Linked DNA regions of Homo sapiens: region 2 is linked to region 1. Evidence: chromatin contacts called from ENCODE Hi-C or POLR2A ChIA-PET data. All regions are on one chromosome and are shown on one strand. The core of a region is the stretch at or near the end of the contact, and the rest is flanking DNA. Distances in the headings are between cores, read along the strand shown.

What was found. A loop is a pair of places that touch in the nucleus more often than their neighbours do. ChIA-PET counts read pairs that join two places held with the same protein, here RNA polymerase II (POLR2A). Pooled maps may share reads with other maps.
Region 2: a map of PC-9 shows a loop between it and region 1 (18-fold over the local background). The contact joins the promoter of EMD here to the promoter of CCNQ in region 1. A Hi-C loop is called at or near these places in 1 of 168 maps with a recorded cell type or tissue (PC-9), 2 of 37 single-sample maps with no recorded cell type and 8 of 50 pooled maps. POLR2A ChIA-PET finds 5 or more read pairs at or near these places in 1 of 52 experiments (PC-9).

What each region holds. Positions count from the first base shown.
Region 1 is chrX:153,597,243-153,601,052 of GRCh38, reverse strand. It overlaps CCNQ (cyclin Q), which reads left to right and starts at 1,914. Exons shown (of 5, transcript NM_152274.5): 1 at 1,914-2,091. The coding sequence starts at 1,980. LOC105373383 (a long non-coding RNA gene) reads right to left here and starts at 1,713. Exons shown (of 1, transcript NR_131982.1): 1 at 1,160-1,713. RefSeq lists an enhancer at 1-403 and silencers at 1,544-1,683, 1,784-1,833, 1,844-2,203.
Region 2 is chrX:154,376,783-154,380,592 of GRCh38, reverse strand. It overlaps EMD (emerin), which reads right to left and starts at 1,298. Exons shown (of 6, transcript NM_000117.3): 1 at 1,027-1,298; 2 at 799-903; 3 at 574-651; 4 at 226-359. The coding sequence starts at 1,108. RefSeq lists an enhancer at 341-920 and silencers at 1,328-1,627, 1,638-2,057, 2,078-2,207.

The DNA of each region.
Region 1 (3,810 bases), core at 665-3,164:
GCACAGGGAGCTGGGGACCCTGAGTCAGTCCACACACGCACACATATGCACACACACGTGCACACCCGCGCACATACAGACAAGAGCAAGCTGGGTGATGGAAGTGGAGTGGTAATTCCTTCACCAGGCAGAATACGTGCAGAGACGTTCAGCCAGGAGACCATAACCTTTGGGGGACCTGCCGAAGGTCTCTGCCATGAGGCAAAGTGGTGAGATCCGAGGCTGGTCAGTTGATAGGGTGACTCCACAAGGACCAGCATGTGAGGTCAAGGCCTCACATTTTCTCCTGAAGGTGAAGGGACTCCGGAGGGTGTTAGGCAGGGCAGGACCTGTTCAGCCTCGCCTTTTAGAAAGCTCGCTCTGGCGGCTGGTATTGTGGGGTGAATGCCAGCCCCCAAAAGGTGTGTCCGTGTCCTAATCCCTGTTACTGTGACCTTATTTAGCAGAAGGGCCTTTGCAAGATGTAATGAAAATAAGGATGTCAAGATGAGCTCCTCCTGGATTATCTAGGTAGGCCCTAATCCAGTGACAGGTGTGCTTATAAGAGACAGACGAGAAGACAGGGAGAAGGCCATGTAGAGACGGAGGCACAGATTGGAGTGATGGGGCCACAAGCCCAGGAAGAACTCAGGCTGCAGAAGCTGGAAGAGCAAGGAAGAACTGATCCTCTGCCAGAGCCTTTGAGGGAGCAAAGCCCTAGTGTCACCTCCATTTCAGGTGTCTGGCCTCCAGAATTGAGAGAGGATATACTTCTGCTGTTTTTAGCAACCCAATTTGTGGTCATTTGTTACAGCAGCCCCAGGAAACTAACCCAGCTGGGATGGAGAGAGGACTTGGGGAGGCTGGTGGAGGCAGGAAGTGCTGAGGAAGGAGAATGAGGCCGGACTGGGTGTGTGGGGTGGGGGTAAGAGGTGGAGACTTCCACACCATCAGGAGATCAAGGCGCCTGGGCAGAAGGGTTTAGGGAGCAGTAGCTTTTTCCTCTCCATATTGCCAGCTGTCTGAAATTGTAGCAATGATCTGAATGTATCAGAATGACTCCAGTGACTGTCACTAACTTGGGAGTGAGTACCTTTGGGGTTCTATGTCCCTAAAGCCTGATGCACCATTTCCTGCTTGTGGAAGACGCGAATGAAAAATGAGATGGTAAATACCTGAGTTCGATATTCAGCATTCATTCAGCAAACATTTATTAGGCTCCTACTGTGCGTCGCGCTGGAAAGGCAAGCAGAAGCTAGATTCCCAATCGATCCCGGGAGGCTGGACGATCCAGACACAAACACCGTTCATGCGTCTATTCGAAAAGGCCCTCTTGGAATTTTGTGCACAGCATTTCCTTGGGGTGTCGATGGATCGGGGTCTGCAAACATTAGCACCTTTTCCGGTGGCCGCTGTCTTCTCAGACCTCAGACACCGGCGCCTCCCCGTGAACTCCCGCAGGCGTCCCTAGCCCAGGGCTTGGCGGGCGCTGCCGGTTGTACCTGGCCTAAGCCACGCTGGGCCGACAGCCCGGGGCGACACCCCCTTCGGACGGCGGGGATTTGCGGCTCGGGTGACCGGAGGTGCCCTCCCGCGGGTCTCGGAGCAGCTCCGCGGGCTCTCGCTCCGCGGGGAGGAGCCTGCGTCTCCCAGGGGCGGGGCTCGAGGCGCCTAGGGGCCGGTGGACACATACCAGCCGCCCCGTGGTGTCGGCCTCTGCGCCTGCGCCTGCGCCTGCGCGCGCGGCCAGGCAGCGTCTGTGGCGCAAGCGCGCGCTCACCCTTGGGCGAGGGCCCTGAGGGGCGGGGCGGGGCGGAGGAGCGGCGGGGCGGCGAGGGGCGGGGCGGGGCGGCGAGGGGCGGGGCGGGGCGGCGAGGGGCGGGGCGGGGCGGGGCCGGACGCGGCCGGGTGGGGCGGCAGCGCCCGCCGCGAGCACCTCCAGTTCTGCCGGCTTCTGCGCGCCGGGGCCGCCTCTCCTTCCGCCGGTGCCGCGGCGCCTCATGGAAGCCCCGGAGGGCGGCGGAGGGGGGCCTGCAGCGCGGGGCCCGGAGGGGCAGCCGGCGCCCGAAGCCAGGGTGCACTTCCGAGTGGCGAGGTTCATCATGGAGGCAGGTAACCGCGGCCGGGGGAGGCCAGGACAGGCGGCGCCGCGGCCCGCTTCGCGGAGCGGGCCCGGCTGGCCAGGCCGGCCTTCTGGAGTGCTCACCGTAGCAGAGGCCGGGAAGCCCTGCTCGGGGCTGAGGACCTCCGCCTTTGCGCCGCGCCCGGTGTGCTGAGCAGTGAGCCGCGAGGTATCCCCATGGCGTGGACCGGTGTGCAGGCCCTAGGAGAGGACGTGGCCGGGTTGGGCCTCCAGCGAGGCGGAGACCGGCCCGGGCGCCCGCAGCTCTGCGCAGTGCGCCACGCCTTCTGCCGGCACCCGCGGCCCTGCACTCCGGTAGACTTTATGGCGCTTAGTCGCGCGGAGCCTTTTGGAGAACGCTGTCCGAGGGTTCCTGTCACTCCGGGGACCTAGGCTGCTTGCAGCTCCTGTTCCGAACCCTGCCAGGACATCCACAGTAGTGTTGGGCTCCGCGCTTCCCAGGCGAGGTGATTAAGCTAAGATCTCTGTAGAAACATCGTTTCCATCCAGCCATCAACAGTATTTTTTTTTTTTTCGAGACGGAGTCTCGCTCTGTTGGCCAGGCTGGAGTGCAGTGGCGTGATCTCGGCTCACTGCAACCTCCGTCTCCCGGACTAAAGCAATTATCCTTCCTCACGCTTCCGAGTAGCTGGAATTACAGGTGTGTGCCACCGTACCCGGCTAATGTTTGTATTTTTAGTAGAGACGGGGTTTCACCATGTTGGCCAGGCTGGTCTTGAACTCCTGGCCTCAGGTGATCCAGTTGCCTCGCCCTCCCAAAGTGCTGGGATTACAGGCGTGAGCTACCTCGTCCGGCCCATCAACAGTATCTTGATAGGAGATACTGTTAGTTGGCGGGTAGTTATTTCCTACCTTTACTGCTTGGGGGAGAAGGGTTGGGCAGATGTGCTTTCTACCCAAGGTGGGCGGAGAGTCTGAGGACTGCTGCAGGACTGTTCATCCCAGTGATATGTAAATTTACTGTAATTTGCAAGAAGAGTTGCAAAGTTATTATTAGGGAAGGATGGCAGTGACACCTCATCTGCTACCGTCTGCTCGGAGGGTCCGTGTAAATTGGGGTTTGCTCTGTAAAACAAAGCTTGGAAGGTCATGTCAGTAACAGCACCTTATCTGGCATCTCCTGGAATGAGGGGTCCCAGGTAGGAATTGTCTTTATATAACAAGTTTAGACCTTCTGAGGGACTTCTTTATAAAATGTATTACACAATCCTTTGTCCTTTGTAGGAGGCTAAATATTGATTTCCCAAAGATGTCCCTATCCTAATCCCTGGAACCTGTGAATGTCATCTTATATAGCAAAAGAGATTTTGAAGATGTGATTAGAGACCTTAAGATGGGAGATCATCCTAGATTATCTGGGTGTAACCACACCCATCCTTATAAGGCAAAGGCAGGAGGAGTCACCGTCAGAGAAGGCCACGTGAGGACAGAAGCAGAGTTAGAAGCTTTGAAGATGGAGGAAGGGGCCAGCAACCAAGGAATGCAGCCCTCCTCTAGAAGCTGGAAAAGGCAAGGAAACATTCTCCCATGGAGCCTCCAGAAGGAGCCAGCCCTGCTTAGACGTTGATCTTAGCTTTCTAGGCTAGTTTTGGACTTCTGACTTCCAGGATCGGAGGAGTATAAATGTGTGTTGTTTAAGTGGCTGAATTTGTGGTGATTTGTTGCAGTAGCCCTAGGGAACTGATCTA
Region 2 (3,810 bases), core at 49-2,548, 780 kb before region 1:
ATGGGGCCTTGCCACTTGTGCTCATGCCCCAGCATCCCCTTTTGCCCCCAGGACTCTCAGGAAGAGTCTGAGCCTAGATCCCAGACCAGGGTGCTCTAGTCACACAGAGTCTCCCCGGAGGCCCAAGAGCCACCATTTGTACCCAGTGCCCCCCTGGATTTATCCAAACACAGCCGCGATCCCCTAGGTTGTACCCAAGTACAGGACGCCTGCCAGCCAGCTCACCTGGTGATGGAAAGCGTCAGCATCTGGGAATGAAGTCACTGACTGGCGGACAGCCCTGGACGGGCCGGCAGACTCGGGCTCCCCATAAGTCCTGGTGGTGAAGTAGCTCTCTTCATAGTAGTCGTCATTGTAGCCTTGGGAAGGGGGGCAGCGGTAGCAGAGGGGGCATCGGTGTGCCCCGCCTGGCCTGATGGCCCTAATCTGAATCCCATTTCGGGACCTGTAACAGTTTCTCCCTCCTAAGGCTGCTGGAGTGGTTGGGACTGAGGTCTCAGGTCCTCCCTGTGAGCGGGGTCCCTGACGAAGTCGGGTGAAGGTGCCAGCGTGCCCACCCAACCCCTGCCTTACCCTTGCTCTGGTAGAGTAAAGCGTCCTCTTTCTTGGGAAGATCATACATATCTGCATCCCCTCTAGTCGAATTCAAGTCTGGATTGAAAGGAGGAGACAGAACTGTTTGCCCCCCCAGACTTCCCTCCCCTTTCTCCAGTGCCGCTCTCGACCGGCCCCCCTGCCACACCCTCGCGACCCCATCCTCCCCGCGTCCCAGGCTGTCCCCACAGGCGAGGCTCTCACCAGAGAAGCTATAAGAGGAGGCGGCGGACGAGCTGGGGGGCGAGAGCCGCCGCCTCTGGGTCTCGTACTCGAAGATCTTCTTCTCGTAAAGCCTACGAGTTGATCCTGGCCGGACACGGGGCGGTCAGGGCCGCGGGCCGGGGAAGGCGCGCGGGGAGGGCAGCGGGGAGGTCGCGAGGCGGAGCACGAGGAGGGGGCCCGGAAGGGGTCCCGCCCGCCGCCGCGTACCTACTACAGGCCCGTGCGGGATGTTGTACCGGCGCAGCAAGGTGGTCAGCTCGGTATCCGAAAGATCTGCGTAGTTGTCCATGGCGGGTGCGGGCTCAGGCGGAGGCCTGGCGGCGGCCCGGGCCTACCAAAACCGGCCGAGCAACGGCTGCCGAGGAGCACGGCGGGGGCGGCACGAGCGCATCGGGAGCGGCCGCGCTCGCGTCACAGCCGAATCGTTGTCGCGTCACAGCCGAATCGTTGTCGCGTCACGGCCGCTGGCTCCGCAGGCTGCGCGCGCTGCGCGGGGCGGGACCTAACCGCGGGAGCAGCCGGCACAGACCGGCCGTGCCCTGAGAGCTGGGAGGCTGGGGCCGCGAGCCCAAACGTCATCAACGCGAGGATTGGCTAGCGGCGGAGAGGGCGGGGCCCGCCCGGGAGTCAGGGCGGTGGGAACCGGTCTCGCGATGGGAGCGGGCGGGGCCGCAAGCCCATATGTCACAAGCACGGGGATTGGCTAGTGATGGAGGGGGCGGGGCCCGCGCGGGCGCGGAGCAAAAGGTCTCGCGGTGGGAGCGAGCGGGGCCGCGAGCCCATACGTCACAAAACGGGGATTGGCTAGCGATGGAGGGGGAGGGGCCCGCGCGGGCGCGGAGCAGAAGGTCTCGCGGTGGGAGCGAGCGGTACTGCGAGCCCGGACGCCACTAATGCATGGATTGGCTAGCGGCGTAGGGGGCGGGGCCCGCGCGGGAGTCAGGGCAATGCAAACCGGTATCGCTGTGGGAGCAGGCGGGGCTGCGGGCCCAAAAGTCACAAACGCACAGATTGGCTAGCGGCAGGGGGCGGGGCCCGCGCGGGAGTCAGGGCGATGCGGCTGGGAGCCCAGACGTCACCCTGTGGCGTGCGGCGGGGTGAGAGGGGCGGGGCCTGCGCGCGAGGGACCCGGGACGTGCGAGCGGGCGAAGTCGGCGCTTGGGGTGGCTCTGGTCCCTAAGTCGCTTGGGCTTCGCCCGATCCCTGCACATCCCTACTCCCCGCCGTCGTCCCCCTTCCCAGGGCCCCAGAGCCTAGGGTTCCCCGGCCGCATCCCGGTCGGCCGCCCCAGCAGCGGCGGGAAGGGCCCGGACCCTAAGAGAGCGCGGGCCCCGGGCCAGGCGCTGCCGAGGGCGCTTTGTGTGCGCATCGCCCGGGAAGCGGCTGCAGGGCAAGGCCCGCGCCTACGCGATCCCCGCAGACCCCCTGCCATGGGCCCGCCTTCCCAGTCTGCGGGGCTCTCGCCCGCGCACATGTGCCTGCTGCTTACCACCGCCTACCCCTCTGCTTCCCTTCCTCCTCCCTCGCTCCACCCGGGAGGAAATGGGGCACTGGGCCAGGAGGCCGCTGGCACTCCAGAAGCAAGCAGTCTTCGAAGGGGCCCGGGCATGCCGACGGGCACGCCAGTGGGCGCGGGCAGAGGGCGCCGTGCGATGCGTGCAGAGACGACGTGTGCCCGCCTAACCCTTCATGCCGTTCATTCACCCGGGGCACTGGGGGGAGCTGAAGTGGGGCGTCCTCTCCTGTCGGAATGGTCCCTGAGCGCAGCGTGGCTAGGCAGGGGGCAGACGTGGGTGGCGAGCTATGGATTCCCATTCCCAGGGCCTTGATCAGATATTGGCTGTCTCATGGAGAAGAGAAAGGAGGTGACATTCATCATTCATATTCTTTTTTTTTTTTTTTTTTTTTTGAGACAGTCTCGCTCTGTCACCCAGGCTGGAGTGCAGTGGTGCAATCTTGGCTCTCTGTAGCCTCCACCTCCCGGGTTCAAGTGATTCTCCTGTCTCAGCCTCCCGAGTAGCTGGGAGTACAGTCACATGCCACCATGCCTGGCTTTGTATTTTTAGTATTTAGTATTTGTATTTTTAGTAGAAACAGGATTTCACCATGTTGGCCAGGCTGGTCTCGAACTCCTGACCTCAAGTGATCAGTCCGGCTCGGCCTCCCAAAGTGCTGGGATTACAGGCATAAGCCACCGCGCCTGGCTGTGACATTCACATTCTAAACAAAGCCAGCTGAGGGTGTATGGAATCAACTAGTGTGCCCCTCACTGGGTAGGCCCCAAACTGGGAGCATGAAGAGGTGACATGCCATCTGTAGTTTCACAGTTGAGGGCTGGTGACAAGGGAAGAAGAGGGGAGGGCTCTGGTCATGTCCAGAATGGCTGGCCTGGCTGGTGAGGGTCACAGACCAGTCATCCATGGAGGTTTGCCCATGGGGTGGGAAGAGGTAGACACCTGGGGGAGTAATGAGGAGATGGGGCCCTGTTTTGACTACACGCAAAGATCCTAACAAAGAGGAATCACTGTTGGCAAGGCCCCACTGTGTCCCCAGCAATATGGAAGGAAGTGTGGGTCCATGAAGACAGTGCCTGGCAGTGTGCAGCAGGAGAGCCTTGGGTAGGGCAGGGGTTTGCACCTCATCTTTCAGAGCTGAGGGGACAGATGGCAGTTTGGACTCTGGGCTGCTCAGAGGCTGCCTTGTGGATTTTTTAGTTTTGACAAAATCAGATTCCCCAGCACCTCTGCAAGCCTTCTGCAATCCTGGCCCCTCTCCCAGAGGCCTCTGTGTACTAAGTGCTGCTCCATCCTCCCCCATGCCACCCCTCCCCATACGGATCCAAGCTGTTTCCTTATGAGGTCAAGGAATTCTAGATTTGCCTTCTCCCTAAGGAGCACCCCCCACCCGTTCTGTACCTGCCTCGACACTCTGCCTTTTATGTCCCACCCCTTTGCCCCACAATCAGGTCCCACCACAGATGGCACCAGGAAG